2 separate regions of the Mus musculus genome follow, and region 1 is linked to region 2. A link is a loop called in an ENCODE intact Hi-C map of the cell type or tissue named here. Cell type or tissue: left cerebral cortex. All regions are shown on one strand. Each heading gives the region's core, and the rest is flanking DNA. Links, peaks and the distances in the headings are about the cores only. Region 1 holds the start of Insyn2b (inhibitory synaptic factor family member 2B). Region 2 overlaps Dock2 (dedicator of cyto-kinesis 2).

Region 1 (5,376 bases), core at 170-5,169, 390 kb after region 2:
GTTAAACTGAATGTTGTATGCAGAACTATTAGTATTTCCAATAATAATATGATATGGAAGAGACTTTTAATACAAAGGAGCCAGGGTAATGATTTGGGGAGAGTTCCTACCAAAACTGAAGTCGTCTGCTATGTTGCTCACACACTATCGGTTTCCTCTTGTTTCCTTACCAGCACATAGTAAAGAGAGCCTGACTGGTTGTCCTTTTCCTCAAAGCTTCAGTTCTCTCCCAGATGTGCGAGACCTCTGAGTGTAGTGATGAGCCGGATTAATTAAAGGACTTGATTGTCTCAGATAGCCGAAGAAGGTCCTATGCGGCAAATATACCCCTCCACTCCAGCATTAAGTAGCCCCTCATCAGCCAAGTGCCTGCAATGATTGCACTTATTTTTACACGTTTGACCTAGTTTCAAACTGTGTCTCTTCATGCTGTGATTCATTAGCCACATTTTAAACCACCCGATTAGAGCGAGGTGACTCTGCCTGCTTTGCGCCAGAGACTCAGATTCAATTTCTCTCTGGAATTTAATATGCAAGTCCCTCTGGTACTCTGTTTTAAGAAGCAATTTCCTATCCGGGCACCTGGCATGCTGCTTTGGTATGGATGAGTGGCTGCCTCATGCCGTGGTAGTAAATATATGTCGATTATAGAATTTCTGCCAGGAATAAAAAGAAGAGGGTTCTAATTGGCTCAGATTGCAGGGAATCCCCCAACTCCCCGAGAACCCCATGCAACATTAAGGCTTTTCTAGGTCATTGGAGGGGATGGGAGTTTGAACTTTTAATGATATAAAGTTGGAGCAGCAGTCGACCTTAGGGCTATGTTGGCTGCCAGGGCAAATAGTCTGATTGTCACCCCAACCATCCTTCCCCAATTTCTCTAAGCATTTTAGATACGGCAGGTATGAAAGTCTGGTCTCAAACTTGTGAAAATGGGAGAGGGCCAAGACACACTTGCCATTTTGAAGACAATCTTGAAAGGGGCTAGCCGTCAGAGAAGCACTAAGTGATTCCATTACTCCTTCATTGCATGAGAAATCGTGAATGGCTATTCAATTCAAATGACAGAGCCTTTAATGAACCTACTGCCTGTGGCTCGTTCTACTTCAGGGAGTCTGTTAGTCACATCTGTGTGATCACCTAAGGATCGATACCAAAGTGAGCTAGGCTGTGGTAGAAAAATCAGGATGCTTCCGGTTCAAGATAAAGCAGTCAATTTTTGATTAACAGGCAAATGCAAGTGACTTGTCTAAACTTCCATGACAGTGCATGCAAATCCTAGTGAAAGGCACCCAACCGGGCTTTTCTACATGCTGATCTGGACAAAGAAATTAACAAGCTGGTAAAGTGACTTTGATTGATCTGTGAACTCTAACACACTGACTGATTCCTAATAAAACAATAATGGTTTATTTCATAAAATGGTCAAACTCTCCAATGAAGAATGGAAAACCCCTCTCTCTTTTTTCATTATTTAAAGATAGAAAGAAAAAAAAGGCAGAGAAGTTTCCTTAAACAAACCCTAAGAGAATGCAGCCCGTTCGAGGTAATTCCAGCAACTTGAGCTCCTCTGAGGTTCGCTCTTTGCATTTCCTCCTCTTCCAATTCAAATCAAGCCACTGGGAATAACAAGCCTTGCGGATCGAGGCGTTTGGGGCAGCCTGCAGTTCTGACAATGGTGGATTTTCACCACACACACCCACACAAGCTCACAGTCTCAGCACTCATTTAAACCAAAGATTTAAAGTAGACTGCTGTCCAAGAGACAACAGCATTTTTTTCCTACAAGATCATCGATTTAAAAAAAAAAAGAAAAAAGAAAAAAAACAAAAAAAAATCAAACCTTCCCATATCTCTTACCTCCAAGCAGTGGAATTACCTGCAGAAGATGCCGCCCCTTCCTTGTACAACGAGCCAGCCTTTGACCAGAAGCAAGATAACTCCAAACGAAGGAAAAAATAAGCCCTTTATATTGTAATTTTCACTGTTTATATGCAAGAAGTGTAGTGGGTCTGCTCACGTAGGAATAAATAAAAAGCCGAACAAACTGCACAGCAGCTACCATGTGAAAAGAAAAGCCCTCTAGTGGCCACAGGATGAATTCTTTAAGGAAGGGAGAGAAGAGAGGAGACGGAGGGAGCAGGAACTGAGGAAGCCCAGGTAAACACACACACACACACACACACACACACACACACACACACACACACACACACACCACACACACCTACCTCTAGCTCTTCAAACTCTAGAATCTCCCTTCCCTACATTTAGGCTACCCAGAGGTATGAAATCCATCTCTTAATTTCAGTGCGACCTTGTTAAGTTAGCCAGGATGCAGCTGCTTCAGCCTGGTTTGAAAGAGTTGAGTAATTTCACAAACTCACTACTACCCACCCTGGAGGTCTCGCCAGGAAATAACAAGCAGGTGGGATCCCCAAGGCTTTGGATTCCTACACTCAAAGTGGCTAGAGCCCCCTGAAAGTCTAAGCTTGGTGCTTTGGGCCAGATATCCATGTTTTCTAAACATGGGGTGGGTTTAGCGGTCACCAGCTTCTGTGCAGGTGACCTGCTTAGTCATCGAGTTCCTTCTTTTAAAAGGCCACTCAGCTGTTCCAAAATGATCCATAATACTTTTAAGTGAGGACCCTACATCTTTGCCTCATTCCGTTCTATAGCTGGCCCTGCTGACTGAGAAGGCATGACACCCCTAACGTCCTAATTGAAAAACACCAGGAAGCAAACGAGAGCCTGTACCTATGTTAGCTACTTTGGCAAATGAGTGCATGGAACACATTAAGCAACCTAAGAGACCTACCAAAGAATGCAGAGGGTACTTCCTAGGGGCCATAAGCACTGTCCATCACTCGAGCAGACCTACAGGCTGGCTGATATACAGGTTACATGCATGCATATTCAATATTTTTAACAACAGGAGACTTTTTTAAACAAAGGCCACAGACTGTCAGATACACACACACACACACACACACACACACACACACACACACACACAGAGAGAGACAGAGACAGAGACAGAGACAGAGAGACAAGAACAGAGACAGATAGACAGACACAGAGACACACACTCAGGTATCACACACCTTTATTTTTCAAATAAAATTTCAAATAAAATTTCAAATGAAATTTCCAAGCCTATCTTCAGCAGTGGGAGTCCCTGGACACTCCTTGTATCCCACCAGTAACCAGGCAACCTTCAAAAAAAATCTGGCCTGGCCTGGTTCACAGTGAGACCTCCTCTGGCCAAGATGGTCATCCCTCTAGGATCTTACAGGAAACAGTTGAGAATATTATCTCAGCCCTGCTTGATTAGTGACCAGTGTTTCTTTACCAGCTTCCAGAATATATCCCCTCAAGTGCTGTTTCTATATGCCAGCATGCCCCAGCACAGACACTTAACACCCTGGGAGGGAGAACACAGGAGAGACTGAGTGATGCCTTTGGTCCATATGAGGCTATAACTCATGCTTCTCCACTTTCAGGGTTTCTTCAGGACCCACCTCCTCCTCACATCTCTACCTTGATTTCCCTCTTGTCTGACTCCTTTCCTCATGGACATTAATCACGCTTTCCCGACTAAATAATAAACTCACGAAGAGCAAAGGTTGTCTCTCCGCATCTCCTTTATCTTCTTTATCCGTAAATAATGCCAATCCTGGTAGGTGTTAGGTTCGCTCATGGCTGATTGATTCATGGTGATCCAGTAATGATCTCTCTGCAGAGACTTGCCATGCACTTAACAGTGCTGTTGGAGCTGTTGGTCTTTCCAGGAATTCCTCTGGGAGTGGATAAGGGCACAGATAAGACTATGGGGATTCATGCAGACAAAATTATTTACCAGGAAAATGAAACTGACTGCCCCTGAGAATCTTGGCTAACATAGGCTGAGTCTCCCAACATCCATAGAGTGCTGTTTCCGAGGTACAAACAGCACAGAGGTGGGGTGAAGAGGGGGACAAGGGGGTTCTGCTCTTAGTTTTGTATCTGGAGCTCCTAGCACAGCTACAGGCACGTAATGGGTGTTTAATGAATGTTTTAAAATGAATTAGCGGTAAGGACATTTCCTCTTAGGGAGTTGTTTTACATGCCAGCAAGAGGAGATGCTTTGCTGCTGGGTGGTCCTTTATGAGTGCGGGGGGTGGGGGGGCTGTATATTTTCAAGTTTGATGTCAAGGAGACAGAAAGGACAAATTTCAGTGCCTTTGTATTTTTCATTATGTTTTGTAGAGTCACTTTGTGGCGTGTATGACAGCTATCTTAGACCAGATGGGCGACCAACACTATTCATTTTACATTGAGACCTTCCAGACCAGCTCAGACCTTGTGGTAAGTCTGCAGGACATGGCAGGGGGTTGGGAGGAGGCAAGAAAGGCGTGGCATACCAAGCTCCTCTTCTCAAGAGTTTGGGGCAAGAAGGCCCCCTACAGATCTCAAGCGTGTGTGTTGCAGATATGATATACGAATCTGATTCCATTTCTAGAACGTATCTCCAGCCCATTACAGCTGTGTGCTATGGCTCCCACATCTAGATTCCCATTAGCAAACAGACATTTGTCGATGAATCATGAGTTCTCTGGAGCTCAAGAGTCTGAGTGTCCGAGTCATAATATTTTAGATTGGAATCCTAGCTAAGTCACTGTGTGACCACAGGCAAGCTAACTTCTCTCAAGCCTCAGGTGTTTTGTTTTTCCAATCTGGGAGCTAGGGATGACACTATCTGTGTCACGGGCTTTGAATCCGAAGTGTAACAGTAAAAGCACTCAGGAAATGCAGCTGTCACTATGCTGTAGCCAGTGTACAGAGAGAGCTGGTTCCTGAGCTCAACTCACCACTCAGGACTCGTCTGCTAAGCCCACCACCATCGCCAGGGAGAAGCCACAAGCTTGGCTTTGTGCCAAGAGTCTAGTACATAGCATGTGCTTGATACCTTGTGCTAACCTGTGGGTTGACATTACCCCGTTCTGATGTGGAAGCTTGGACTTTATACCACAAAGGTGATTTTTTTTTTCCTAGAAGAAAAAATTTGCTAGAAATAAGCCAATACCATTTCCAGACTTTCACAATTTAGTTTAAAAGCAGTGTTTTTGAAATAATATTCTGCATAGCCCCCTCACTACCCTACCATATACACACATCACATATCACACCACACATACACAAACACACCATATATATATATATACACATACATACCATGCCATTCACGCATGCACACACATACACACACACACCACAACACACCAAACATACACCATTCCACACACACTCACACACACAATTGCACACATGCTCACAGCACACACACACTCAGCACACTCACACAAGCACATATGTATGTGCACACACAAGTACACA
Region 2 (5,376 bases), core at 294-5,293:
TCATTATTAAAATATAAATTGGGTGGGGTGTGTGTGTGTGGCTGGAGGAATGGCTCAGTGGTTAAGAGGGCTCGCTGTTCTTCCCGAGGACCAGAGTTCAGCTCCCAGCACCTACATCTGACAGCTCATAATCAATCACCTGTAGTTCCAGCTCCAGGTCATCAGGTGCTTACAGACCTCTGCACTCATTCTTACACATGTGTGCAACATATATAGATACATAATTATGAGTAACTAACTAATAAAGCAGAGCTTTCAAAGCTGATAAAAAAATCCAAGTTTTACATCATGAACTCTTTTAAACCCCTGTAGCTCATCCATTTTGTTATCTTGGAATACTTCCTTCTACCATTACAAGTCCCCTGGCTTCCCAGTCATCCCTCGCATACTTGCATACTGCCTATGAAGTCAGTTGGCAAGGCTCACGGATTCAACAGTTCTGTGTATGTGCCATGCGCACGGTTGTGGAAAGAGGCTCTTTTATTGCATGCTTGGGTCCTGTGGATTTCCTGCCCTGGGGTTTTGTGGGTACCAAAGAGAGTCAGTAGATACAGTAACAAGAACCTTGTTGCTCAACTTCCAACCATTTCCTTTGCCTTCTTCTGTACCCTAGCCCTGCCCCATGTTGCTTCCCTTCTCTCCTGTTTTATGATCCACTCTTCTCTTCACCCCTGCCTGGCTGAACTAACATCCGTTCACTTCCTCTGTCTTTCTAGTTATGGACATCACCGACATCATCAAGGGCAAGGCAGAGAGCGACGAAGAGAAGCAACATTTTATTCCATTTCACCCGTAAGTCACTCCCGTGTGGCTCCAGGCTGTCCACCCTACTCTTACTGCTGCCCTGGGTGAACTTGTTCCTCCTCTTAGTAAGGGGGTAGGTGGGCCTCCAAAGAGGGCACCCTGACATGCTAATGATCCAGAAACTTCTACTGCAGCCAGAGGAAGAGTGCCAGGCTCAGGGGTGAAGTAGTAGACAAGGTCAATGTGACCCTGCTTATACTTCAGATGGGTAATTAAGCAGATAATCAACCAAAGCTTAAGGCATTAATTACAAGTGTAGCAGGGACCACAGAGTGTGAAGGAGCAGCCTATTGGGAGCCCTTTGTGGAAGCCACATATATATTTGTGACATGAGAAGCAGGGGCAACCAAGGAGGTAATTATAATTTTTTTTTTGCTTGAAAATGACCCATGTTGAGAGCAGTGTCAAGATTGAGCACCACAAAGATCTCCAGGTAATGGAGCCAGTGACTCTAGCCAAAGGTGAGTGACTAGGTCTTCCGGAGCTACTGAAGTCCTTGTTACCTTCCAGAGAAGACATTCATGTCAGAGCCGTAGCGATCTCTCCTGTCACATGAATGCCTACGACTGTGGCAGTCATTGGTTGCCTCAAATCGCAGAGCCATACTGTTTGTGAAGAGGGTGTTGCTTTCTCTGAGCTGACATGGAAGGCTCACTTTGCACCTAAGTGGTGCTAGATATCTCCCATGTGGAAATCTAGGACACAAGATGGAGCTTCCCATCGGGCAAAGCAGGAACATTTGTGCTCTCTTTTCCTTCCTAGGGTCTCAGCTGAGAACGATTTCCTTCACAGCCTTCTGGGCAAAGTCATAGCTTCCAAGGGAGACAGTGGAGGGCAAGGTATGGAGTCACCATCATACAGAGTCCAAGTACGATAAACTTGCTGCAGCTCAGGAGCCTCTGCGACATCAGTAAATGGGTCCAAGTCCTGGACTAGACAGTACAGTGGGAAGCATGTGGTCTGTAGACCACCCATGGAAGCATGGGATGGGCATTCCTTTCATAAGTGACAGTGAGGAGTTGCTCTCTCCTGTGTGCTGCCCTTTAAGTTACAAGTGGTTTCATCCTTACCCAAGTCCTGGGATACATGAGCTGGTATCCTCTCTGCTTTAGGAGACTCGGGTGCAGAGATTGTAATAACTGTCAGAGGCTGACCCAGCTATAAGTGAACGTTGCCCAGAGCCCCTGGGGTTGGCCTGTTGCATCTGTGAATGTATCTGTTATTTCAGTAGTCTCCTATAGGAGAGATGGAGGAGAGGAAATTGGGGAGGGGGAGGAGAAAGAGGAGGAAGAGGAGGAGGAAGAGGAGGAGGAGGAGGAAGAGAGACAGAGACAGAGAGACAGAGAGACAGAAGCTGAATGTTCATGTGTTCCCTTCCAGGCCTTTGGGTGACCATGAAGATGCTGGTGGGGGACATCATTCAGATCCGTAAAGACTACCCACACTTGGTGGACAGGACCACTGTGGTAGCCCGAAAGCTGGGCTTCCCAGAGATCATCATGCCAGGTGGGACACAGCTGCAGTGACCTTCCTCAAGGGCAGGGCCATGAGCAGGGCTGAGGAGTCCAGCTGTGTAGTTCATAATTTCCTAAGAGTCAACTCCCTTTACTTTATTCCTCTACCTGAACAAAACCACTGCAAACCATGTTTTCCCATACAGTAACATAGATCCCCTTTCTCCCAGTCCTTCTTTATAGGCACCGCTACTTTAATAAGCATTTTTGGAGCTCTGCAACTTGCTTTGTCAGTCAGAAGCTCACGGGTGGCATCTCTGTTTTACTATTCATACCAAGATCCCATTTTACTCGGGGGGGGGGGGGCGGAGTGGTGCTACTCTCCAGCTTTTAGAGCATATTTTATAGTCTGAAGGACCCATGCTTACAGTAACATGTCCAAACGCCATACAAGGTATTCAGAAGTCCCCGCAAGTCTCTCTGTGCCTCTCCTATTAACTAACCATGCCTATTAGTGCATTCAAGACATGCTTGAGGCTTTTCATGAGGCAGATTGTGTAATGACACGCCCTCTGACTCATCCTTTTCTCTCCTGTAGCTAAGTGGTGGTGGTCCAGGGTGGGGCCTGTACTGTGATTTAATGATATCTGCTTTACTTGAGATCTCAATGTCTGCTGTTCACTCCCTTCGGGAGCTCACTCAACCTGTGCTCCTGGCCCTTCACCCTTAGACTCTAGGATTCATGGGAAATCCCTCAACCCTACTTTTGTGCAACAAAAAGGCCTATCCGTGGTTGAGGGCCAAGCTCATTTCGCTTGGTGCTTTCCTTTACCTTCCCAGAAGGTGTCACTAGAGGATGGAAATGCAATGGTTTGAACAGAGAAAACATGGCCAGTTTTGAGCACCCCACCTGGCTTTCTGCTGCTGATTTTTCCAGCATTCCGACCCTCCCTTGCTACTTACATCTCCATCCCTCCTGTCAGGTTAAAAAAAATGCCCTTTCTAAACTGCTCGGATTTTCATTTTATTAATGGTCCTTCCTGCTTCTCCCTGTCCCCTCCACCTCTGTGGTTAGTGCCTGACTCTAACTCTGGTCTTCTCTCCATCCTTAGGGGATGTCAGGAACGACATCTACATCACTCTCTTACAAGGTGACTTTGACAAGTACACCAAGACCACACAGCGGAACGTGGAAGTGATCATGTGTGTGTGCACAGAGGATGGCAAAGTGCTACCTGTAAGGGACTCCAGAGTGCTGAGTGACAGGACCCGGGGCTGAGGGACTGATCATAATTATCTGCTCTCTGAAGGATCAGAGTTTTGGGGAAGACATTGAAACACATGATCTATACTGTGTAGCTTGCTTAATACCTTGTTCTAGGGTCTAATTAGAACCTATGTTAATTAGTCTTTTTACCTAAGCATTCTTCAATGTATACTTTCCTAATCTGTGTCTGTGTGTATGTGTATAAGTGTGTGTGTATGTGTGCCCACTCTTGTTTATAGGTTATCTTTTTTTGTAGTTAAAAATGTTGTTTTCATTGAAGCCCAAGCTAGTTTAATTCAGGCAAAATCCATGGTAAAGATCAATACAGAGCCCTGGGCTGGTGTGGAGGTTCAGAATGTCTTCAAAGCAGACATCCTCAGCACTAAATCCAACTCCGCAGCGCTCACCCAGAAATCTAGGTGGAAAGTCTTATTCGCAAATTGGTCTCCAGAGGGTTAGCAGCATGCATTCAAAAAGGCAAAGCACATGGTTCTATTTACAGAGCATATGTCCTGTGCAATCGTTGTCATGTGTGTTTATATCTATTTGCTTATGTTTCCTTTAAGGTTGTCAGCACTTGTGTCCAGTGTGTGGGAGGGTTTGCTTCTGAATTCTTCCTCTCTGAATATTTAGCTGAAAATGAGATCATGAGATCGGCTCTCAGCAGAAGTTACAGCGTGGGCAAACATTCCTCCTAGGACACCTATAGGGAGTCAGATAGCAGGGGGAGGGGTGCAGAAGGGGGAGCCACCAGCCCTAGCCCTACAGCCCGGAGCTCAGGCCTGCCACAATGTATCTATCACCTTCTGTCTAAAAGTGACTAGCACCCTGAAGATAATAGTCCCCATGTCAGGCTGGGTAGTGGCACCCTGTTTGTTATCACTGGAAGTTCACAAAGGGAGAATAGAAGTTCCGGCGGAGTAAAACAGGTCTTAGGTCCTGCAGTTCACAGTGGCAGAGATGGGGATTGACTCAGCCTCCTCACCACAGTGCCTGTAACCTTAAGAAGATTCTCCAACATATTGCCAGTTTCAAATTGAGGCTGCTGGCAGCTTCAACAAAACCCTGGGAAGACTCTATCGGTTTTAAATGTAAAAAAGGTTTTACAACTGTCTTTTCATTCTTAAAACCACTGTGGTTAATTAATTGCTGATGAGCAAAACCCTAGCAAAACCTCTTTTGTTGGATGCTAATACTTTTCTGAAAAATAAAACGAGCGAGACACACTTGGCTTGAAAGAACACAGGGGAAGGAAGACAGGAGGCTCTTATCTGAAAGGGAAACTTTCATTTTGGGAATGTATGGATCAGTCATTTTTGTCCAGTTACCTTCCCAGAGATCTTTTAAACCTCAGCCTCATCACTAAGATATTGGTATCACTTGACTTCCACTCAGGCAAAGGACAAATCAGAAGGGACAGTTAACAGGCAAACTGACACCTTGCCTTGTGTCTGATCTCTTCTTCTGTCTGCCATTGTCACTCCTTCAAGCCAGACAAACGTACTGCAGACAAGCATGAGGAGGAAGAATAACCATGTGACATACTGATAATTTTTAGTTTCATACATTAGTGATACTATGGAGGAGTTCAGTTGGCTGACTATTGAAAAATTGCTGAGGAAGCCTGTGGGAGGCTTTTCTTTCCCTATCTGCAGACATGACTACTACTGCACATCGTGTAGCATGTTCAAATGCCCCTGCACTGTATGGTGGACTTCTGTGGGAATGGTCTCTCTGAAAATGGCTCAGTAAGCAGTATGTTAACCTTAACCCAGCCCCATTTGGTGTTTCAAGGACCTTACTTAGATTGGGAAATTCAGAGTTCAAATGCCCTGAGTTCAGCATCTTTCC

The links. Peaks named below come from ENCODE experiments on the same cell type or tissue, not always from the same donor. Only the 100,000 strongest peaks of a DNase experiment are listed, where the experiment ranks them.
Region 1: it touches region 2 in a loop (5-fold over the local background); 3 of 42 quality-filtered maps call a loop at or near these places.

Annotation. Positions count from the first base shown.
Region 1 is chr11:34,311,430-34,316,805 of GRCm38, reverse strand. Dock2 (dedicator of cyto-kinesis 2) reads left to right here. Exons shown (of 52, transcript NM_033374.3): 28 at 4,249-4,347. It overlaps Insyn2b (inhibitory synaptic factor family member 2B), which reads right to left and starts at 1,984. Exons shown (of 4, transcript NM_001025382.2): 1 at 1,861-1,984. In left cerebral cortex, for the core only: a CTCF peak has its summit at 2,055 (motif pointing left); DNase peaks (open chromatin) are centred at 285, 526, 1,662 and 2,065; H3K4me3 peaks cover 694 bases.
Region 2 is chr11:34,702,704-34,708,079 of GRCm38, reverse strand. Dock2 (dedicator of cyto-kinesis 2) reads left to right here. Exons shown (of 52, transcript NM_033374.3): 11 at 717-792; 12 at 1,567-1,643; 13 at 2,185-2,310; 14 at 3,371-3,495. The region is part of intron 2 of Gm51858 (a long non-coding RNA gene); the gene reads right to left. Among named protein-coding and RNA genes, the nearest start is that of Gm51858, 10 kb to the right of the region's middle. In left cerebral cortex, for the core only: a CTCF peak has its summit at 3,112 (motif pointing right); DNase peaks (open chromatin) are centred at 3,102 and 4,114.